3 separate regions of the Homo sapiens genome follow, and all the other regions are linked to region 2. A link is a loop called in an ENCODE intact Hi-C map of the cell type or tissue named here. Cell type or tissue: endothelial cell of umbilical vein. All regions are shown on one strand. Region 1 holds the start of LOC105372143 (a long non-coding RNA gene). Region 2 overlaps NEDD4L (NEDD4 like E3 ubiquitin protein ligase). Region 3 overlaps NEDD4L (NEDD4 like E3 ubiquitin protein ligase).

The links. Hi-C counts contacts between places; a loop is a spot of excess contacts. Peaks named below come from ENCODE experiments on the same cell type or tissue, not always from the same donor. Only the 100,000 strongest peaks of a DNase experiment are listed, where the experiment ranks them.
Region 1: it touches region 2 in a loop (8-fold over the local background); 2 of 110 quality-filtered maps call a loop at or near these places.
Region 3: a loop joins it to region 2, with 4 times the contacts of the local background. A loop is called at or near these places in 2 of 110 quality-filtered maps.

What each region holds. Positions count from the first base shown.
Region 1 is chr18:58,195,365-58,197,864 of GRCh38, reverse strand. The region is part of intron 2 of NEDD4L (NEDD4 like E3 ubiquitin protein ligase); the gene reads right to left. It overlaps LOC105372143 (a long non-coding RNA gene), which reads left to right and starts at 2,155. Exons shown (of 3, transcript NR_188086.1): 1 at 2,155-2,345. RefSeq lists enhancers at 1,810-2,331, 2,332-2,500. In endothelial cell of umbilical vein, no CTCF peak of the experiment used is centred here; a DNase peak (open chromatin) is centred at 1,504; H3K4me3 peaks cover 542 bases; H3K27ac peaks cover 1,261 bases.
Region 2 is chr18:58,289,292-58,291,791 of GRCh38, reverse strand. The region is part of intron 5 of NEDD4L (NEDD4 like E3 ubiquitin protein ligase); the gene reads right to left. Among named protein-coding and RNA genes, the nearest start is that of MIR122HG, 160 kb to the left of the region's middle. In endothelial cell of umbilical vein, no CTCF peak of the experiment used is centred here; DNase peaks (open chromatin) are centred at 1,511 and 2,121; H3K27ac peaks cover 2,500 bases.
Region 3 is chr18:58,185,038-58,187,537 of GRCh38, reverse strand. All of the region lies in intron 2 of NEDD4L (NEDD4 like E3 ubiquitin protein ligase), which reads right to left. Among named protein-coding and RNA genes, the nearest start is that of NEDD4L, 140 kb to the right of the region's middle. In endothelial cell of umbilical vein, no CTCF peak of the experiment used is centred here; a DNase peak (open chromatin) is centred at 997; H3K27ac peaks cover 907 bases.

The sequences.
Region 1 (2,500 bases), 94 kb after region 2:
AGTCCTCGGATTTTAGGAACCCTCAAGCCCTCCACCCAACAGGCTGCTCTGTGGTTGCTCTCTTCTGCTGAACAGCTTTGGTTCCACCTCATCGGTCTCAGCCCAAATTCCATCCAAGGCAAAGAGAGCACATAAAGAGAAAACTGGCCATGCCCAGTTCCTACAGGTGGGCAGGTGGCTGGCAGGGAAGGGATCACATGGGAGGACCACGGAGCTCGGCCTGTGCATACTAACCCAGCTCAATGTTAATCAAGGCAAAGGATCATTTACATTAAAGATCATTAACCAGGTACTTGGGTCCCTTGGCAAGAGGTGAGAGTTCGCAAGTTGAAAAATGCATCTGGATCAAGGGGCAGCCGCTTGTTGCCAAACACAGGTGTGGGTAGTTTCAGGAGAAGGGCACGTCAATGGCAAGGAAGGAGCAGAAGCAAACGGGGGTGTCTCAGGAGGGGGCCCCGTTTCCTTCTTGTAAAGCTGCTCCCACCCACAGCCACACTCCATTCAGTCAGGTTTATGTGCTGTTCTTCCTTGTCCCTTATGAGGTAGAACCATCACCTTGCGTGCAAAGCAGCTTACAGGTAAGGAATTATAAACAGGTTAAGGTTTATGGCGTTTGTCTTGCCAATTTTCCATCTCTCAACAGAAACATCTCCTTTTAAGGTGACGGCCCAGGCTCTATCATGGCAAGTCCCACCCAAAAAGGAAGGCACTTCCCTCTCTATTCACTAAACCACTTTGCTGTTCCTCCCACATCCAGGGACCCAATGCCACACAATTCTCAAGCACAACGAGAAGTCGCCATCAAGCAAACAGGGTCAGAAGTTCAATTTCACACATTACCGACCGCCACGGTTTTGAAGATTTCTGGCAAATGTTCTTTCTGACATGCTTCAAGTTGCTGCACATGCTCGGTGCCCTCCTCCTCACCATCTCCTCTTCCCCCTCATAAAAATCATCAGGAGCTCCCGTCTCAGCCTTTGTCTAAGGCAGCCTGAGACTTTCTCATTGTTTATACAGAATTATCCAAAAAGAGCAGGCACTGCCCTGGTTTTCTATTCCAGCATTAACCTAATTCAATTTTCCTCAAGTTATATGTTTACCGGAGAGTATTACCTGTGGCTGATGTTAAAAAAAAAAAAAAAAAAAAAAAAAAAGAGAGAGAGAGAACAGAAAAGTAGAGCCCCAATATCCCTGCTAGTAAGATTAGGTCAAAGAAAAAGACAGATTAATTTCTACATCTTTTTTAATGGCACATAACATGGGTAGTCTTTAACTTAGAGTAAAGGAAAACATAAGTGCCAGTTTTATTTTCTCTTAAAGGGAATAACAGTTTGTATGTTTGAGGGCTGAAGAATGCAGTAAAAGACAATGAGTAATGATTATGCACCTCATTTACAATTTTTTAAAGTTCCTAACTGCACGTTTATCCATATAAGAGCAAAATCATTTAATCTGGGTGAATACATGTAAAAACTCAAGTTAGGGGTCATGTGACTCATCCCCAGGTATTTCCTGTAAAGGTTATAAAACAAATGAGAAAGTGTGTGTATCCCAGGAGGTGAATGTAAAACAATAGAGAAGTATGTTGTCCCATCACGAGCTGGCTGATTGCATTAGCTATGCTCTAAATTGAACTTATTTCACAGTGAAGCCTACAAAGAATCAAATTTTAAATAAAAGATCTGTCCTCGCTTCACCTGAGGTTTTGAACTCAGAAATTTGAAAATTTCTGAACTCTGCATGACAGATTCCTTTACAGTGTCTATTTTTGACATTTCAGGAACACAGTGATGACAAATGCAGTAATTTATTCATAAAAGGGGGGAGAGGCACCAGAGCAATATCTGTGTAATTTTTGACTGCACCACCCTGAAGAAAAGAGGTTAGAAACAAGATGATACAGGTTAAATACATAAATAATTAAAATGTTTTCACTGTGCCGCCTTTTGATTTTGAAGCATGCAAAAAATGTCTAATGGACATTTTAAAAAGAAAGCAAGCAAGTTCAAATAATCCCCCTAATCCTGCACATTTGGGTTAAAGCTAATGGATTCACGGTAAGAGAACCTTCTCCTGATGCTGTGGGCACTAATCGAGTAATAAAGGGAACGGAACCTTCGGTGGCACTTACCAGATTCCAGGCAGGAAGAGCTCGTCTGAAGTGGGGAGCGGAGAGAGAGGCAGGTCTAGATGCAGATGGTCTGTTTCCCCTAACAACAGCAACGGCGGCGAGGAGAAATCCTGGTCTCCGCCAGCTCCCGGCCAGGTAACCAACAGCCTGGAGTGGGAGGTGCCGTGCTGGGGAGGCACCGCGTGGACAGGGCTCTGCAGCCGCTCCCGCCCAGGTAGGGCCCTGCGCAGCCACCCACCCGGGCACCCTCGCGCGGCTTAAGCCTGTCTGGGTTGGAAGCTGCTGCCGCGGATGCCTGCCTCTCTCGAATCGGGAGCAAATTCAAATGTGGGGAACACGGAAGTGCCTCATCAGAGGCAGCAGAGCCAA
Region 2 (2,500 bases):
ATGGGGTGGGGGGAAATCTCAGTTTCACTTATCAACAGTTAAAAGTGGCAAATGTTTTGTCCTTAATTAGTTTCATCTAATTGTGTATCAGTCTTAAAAACTGATACTCCAGATTAGCTTACTGGAAAATACAAGACATAAAAATTAGGGCTGTCTTTCCTAGGCAAAGATTGTCTTACAGGCAAAAATGCATTTGTCATATGCCAGGCAATTGGTACAATGGGGGAATCAGCCAGACTAAATTATTCTCAGGGGTCAGAAAACAGCCAACTGACACAGAATTAGACAAATGGAATCAGTCCATTTAAAACTGAACCAATGGTGCTAGATTCATTGCACTACACTCTAACCACTTTTAAAATAGAAATATTGCTTACCAATTTTCACTTCTCTCTCCTCTCCAGGCACAGAGAAAAGATGACTACACTTTCCAGCATCCTTGTGGTCAGGGAAGGCCATCTTACCAGTTTTGGCTAATGAGAAAAGGTGACCTATCTCACCTCTGAGTGGGGGCTGTGAAAAGCTCCAGTGCAAACTTCAGTCAGCCCGGTTTTCTGTGTGACCATGTGGGTCGGTCGGCCTGGTTCTCTGTGTGACCATGTGGGTTGGTCGGCCTGGTTCTCTGTGTGACCATGTGGGCTGGTCGGCCTGGTTCTCTGTGTGACCACGTGGGTCGGTCGGCCTGGTTCTCTGTGTGACCATGTGGGCCGGTCGGCCTGGTTCTCTGTGTGACCATGTGGGTCGGTCGGCCTGGTTCTCTCTCTGTGTGACCATGTGGGTCGGTCGGCCTGGTTCTCTGTGTGACCCTGTGGATCCGAATGCCTGCCAACCTATGTTGACGGGTAGTGTGAATGAGAAATAAACTTGGGAATGTGTTAAGCCACTAAGATTTTAGGGCATTCTGACACAACTCTCTTTTTCAATGACCATCACACCAGTGGGTTTCTCAGTGGACATCCAGAGGAAAAATAGGGTGCTAACTTTAAGAGCAGATGACAAGTCTCTATAGGACACAAAGTTGTATGTCTGCATAAATGAACAGTTTCTTTTCATTAAAAAAAAAAAACTTGACTAAAATTTTGGTCCACAGTCCAGCAATAATAATCCTTTGTTCAAAGCTGCATAAAGATACATTTTCTCACTCTAATTTGTAGGAGACATTGCAGAAATTCTTTTCTCACACATCATTTCTAATAATATCACTTCATATAAACACAATTTTCAATGCAACGAGATAAGGGATCGCCTACCTATTTTTAGACTCTCTCCCACTTGTGAGCCTAGCCACTGTTGTTTATATACATTCGGAGTAACCTCCAAGCTTTTATGCTGGTAACTGCTTCACATTTGCCAATAGCATCAAGCAAATGACAGATAGTATCATCTATTTTACCTTACATTTGTGAAGTATAATCAAACAATGGGTTTGGATCTATTTTAGACTGTCCAGTTCAATGACGAATGTGGATCTATTTTTACAACAAACATGTTGCACTTTAATAAGATTAGCAAAACAAATCTGGTTGTTGAATTTCCCTGTTAAACTTCCTGATAAATGGTTGGTGCATTAGTCATTTCTTTGTTTCTTCCTTCATTTGTTCATTCATTCTATAAATATGTATTTGGTGCCTGCTTTGTGCCAAGCATCGAGTGGGCTCTGAATGTCTGAAGTCTAATGTCTAGGAGTTTATGATGATATTAATTTACAGTAAAATATCTGATCATTGAATCGTCAGTAGTTGCGGATATTTTGTTTTAATCATACAAATAGATGAATATTAAACATATCATTTTTTCATGGCTACATGGGGACATGATGAATATGAAATAAAGTCTCTGAAAGTCAATTTACTTAATTTCACTAAGGAAATCATGACTATCAATGGTATACAATGCTGGGGTGAGACCCTGATCCTTGAGCACAATTAAGGCAGAATTTGAACACTTATAAAAAGCTGCATACGTATTTACAATTTGTGCATATAGATTTCAAGGGATTTTATAACTCTGGTAACCCTGAAATATGTAGAATCCATAGAAGATATTCTCCTGCCTTGCACACCAAAGACACTCAATAAATACTTGGTGGTGATGCGGTGTCAAGTGGAGGCTTCCTTCCCCTAATTACTAAGAGCTTCTCTTGCTTCAGTTGCTCTCACCCTCTGCAGCTACTGTGGCTGGTGGAACGGGCCCCTGAGCATGTGTAGCTGACTCATCTTACACCTCGAGAGGCATGCTTGCTGCAGGCTGTGTCCAAAACACACTTATGTTTATAACCTTATTTAAAAGTACTTTAAAAGGCAGATTCTTGTAGTAAACGTATTAAAAAGTCAATACACGGAATAGCTTGGTTCACTGGTTCTCCGCTGCTTTTTCCATCAAATCAGACATGCCATGTCTCATAGGCCATATACTCCAAGGCTGCAACCCAGCAGCATGCAGGGGTATCAGCAATCCTGAGACAGAAACCTCCCACCTGCAGGCTGACTTCCTCCCACCT
Region 3 (2,500 bases), 100 kb after region 2:
TGTAGTGAAGCATACTGGATTTAAATCCTAATCATGTATTTTTTAGATTTAAATTTTTTCTTTATTGCTCTTCTGATTTATAAGAACCTAAGAAAAGGGTTTCCCTTCTTACTCCTTCTTCCCCGGTCCCTGCCCTCTGCTGATTTTCCTTCCAAAGGCTGCCCTTCTTACCCATCCCCTGCCCTCCAGTACCCCACCTGCCTGGTTCAGTGATTCAGTGAGCAATAAGTGCAGAAAGCCAATGCCCAGAAGATTAACACAAACTTGTCAGGTTGTCACAAAGTTTTTCTGGGTTCTCCAGGCCCCTCTAGAGCCAGCTCATTTGAAGCAGACAACTGCTGGCCAACAAAGACTGGAAGCCACGGAGACAAAGGAAACCCATTTTTCTGAAGACCCTCCGTGGGGTCTTGAAAAGCCTGTGCACTAGGCTTCATGCTCGGCCCTTCCTACTGAGTGGCCTTCTCCACTGCCTGCTGCTTAAAGGCTTTCCAAGCACCTATTAATTTCAAAGATCACTTTCCTGCGTGAAGACATGCCTGAGAGCATGAACAAGAGTTCTCAGACTGAAAGCAGAAAACCAAGATTCTTAATTAAATGATCAAGTGAGAACCCGATCATTTACTGGTGGTGTAGACCAGTGGCTCCCAGCTCTGGCTTTCATTCCAATCACCTGAGGAGCTGGAAATGCCAGGGCTGCAGACCAGCTGAATCAGAAGGCCTGGAGGCAGGGCCTCAGCATACCAGGTGACTGGCGTGCAGTGAGCATGAGAAGAGAGTCTATGCAAGCATACCGGAATGCAGCTCCAACTCCGGCACTTAAGTCTGCTGTGACTTCAGCAAGATGCCTAACCTTTCTCATCCTCCATTTTTCTCATCTGGAAAATGCCAATAATAATCCTTACCTCCTAAGAGTGATTGATGACTATGATTTAATTATGCCATATAAAGCTACAGTGTCTCAAAATACAGTAGGTCTCAGCCTCTGCTGCCTCATGTATAAAATGCCAATCAGAATAGAGAGAATGATCTGCTGGGAGTGTGAAAAGGAAATGAAGACAGAAGGGAGTGTGACTCACACATTATAAAAAAAATATGAATTCACGATGGGCTAGAGGCCAATTTACAGAACATCCCATTCTCCTGCTCACATCAGGGGTAACTCAACACAGCCCAATAAAATACAGGCCGTAAGCTCTGCAGGAGCCACCATCTCTCTCTGCAAATGCCAGCCTAGGGCTGACATCCAATGGAGAAAATCAGGCTGAGAATAAAACCTGCAGAGGGCAGAGGGAGTGGGGGAGAGAAGGAGAAGGGATGCTGATATCTCAACACAGGTTCAAACTGTTGTTTAATGGACGCTTTTCTGTTGTTTCTAATCTGCGACTCCGTCAACTAGGGAATGTATGTTCTTGTGCATCCTTCTCTGTTCCCGTGTGCATACGTATCCTTCTCTGTGTGCGTGTGCATATGTATCCTTCTCTGTGCGCGTGTGCATACGTATCCTTCTCTGTATGCGTGTGCATATGTATCTGTTGCATCCTTCTCTGTACGTGTGCATATGTATCTGCTGCATGAACTGGCAGAACTGGGAGTGCTGGGTCTAAGAGTACAGGCATTCATCATTTTATTTTACTTTTTAATTTTAATTTTAATTTTTTTTTTTTGAGACAGAGTTTTGCTCTTTTTGCCCAGCCTGGAGTGCAATGGCGCGATCTTGGCTCACTGCAACCTCTGCCTCCTGGGTTCAAGCGGTTCTCCTGCCTCAGCCTCCCGAGTAGCTGGGATTACAGGCATGCACCACCACACCCGGCTAATTTTGTATTTTTAGTAGAGATGGGGTTTCACTATGTTGGCCAGGCTGGTCTCGAACTCCTGACCTCAGGTGATCCACCCGCCTAGGCCTCCCAAAGTGTTGGGATTACAGGCGTGAGCCACAGCACCCAACCAGGCATTTGTCATTTTTATACATATTTCCAAATAGCTAGAGGTTGTACCCACTTAATTGCCCTCCAATGATAGTTTAAGGGTAGCTGTGATAGAAACTGGTAGTATGTTCCTGCTTGTCTGTTTTTACACTTTATATAATATACATATATTTTAGGACATATTCATCAGTGTGGTCATTCATAGCTTCTCCAGTTTGGGGTTGATGAAATGAAACTGCTTTAAGCCTCTTTTTTAAAGACGTGTGGACACCGGGAGTTTTAAAGTGTTTCATACGGAACAGGTACCATTCCCTTTGAAATCTGTTTCTACTAATGGTGCTAATTCCAAGCTCCCTACCAAAAGCTTACAGGGAAGTGAGCTACAGTCTGGGGTAATCCAGCTCCCACGGTCCGATCACAATTAAGACCTCCCTGTCATTCCTGTGGCACTAAATGCTAACCAGGAACCTGTGCCCACTGTTCAGCTGCACATTTGCACCATACTGCTGCTACAAGTACAGTGCCTTGAGAGCAAGGACCATGACTAACGCCGTGCACGCCTGGTGCTGATGAAA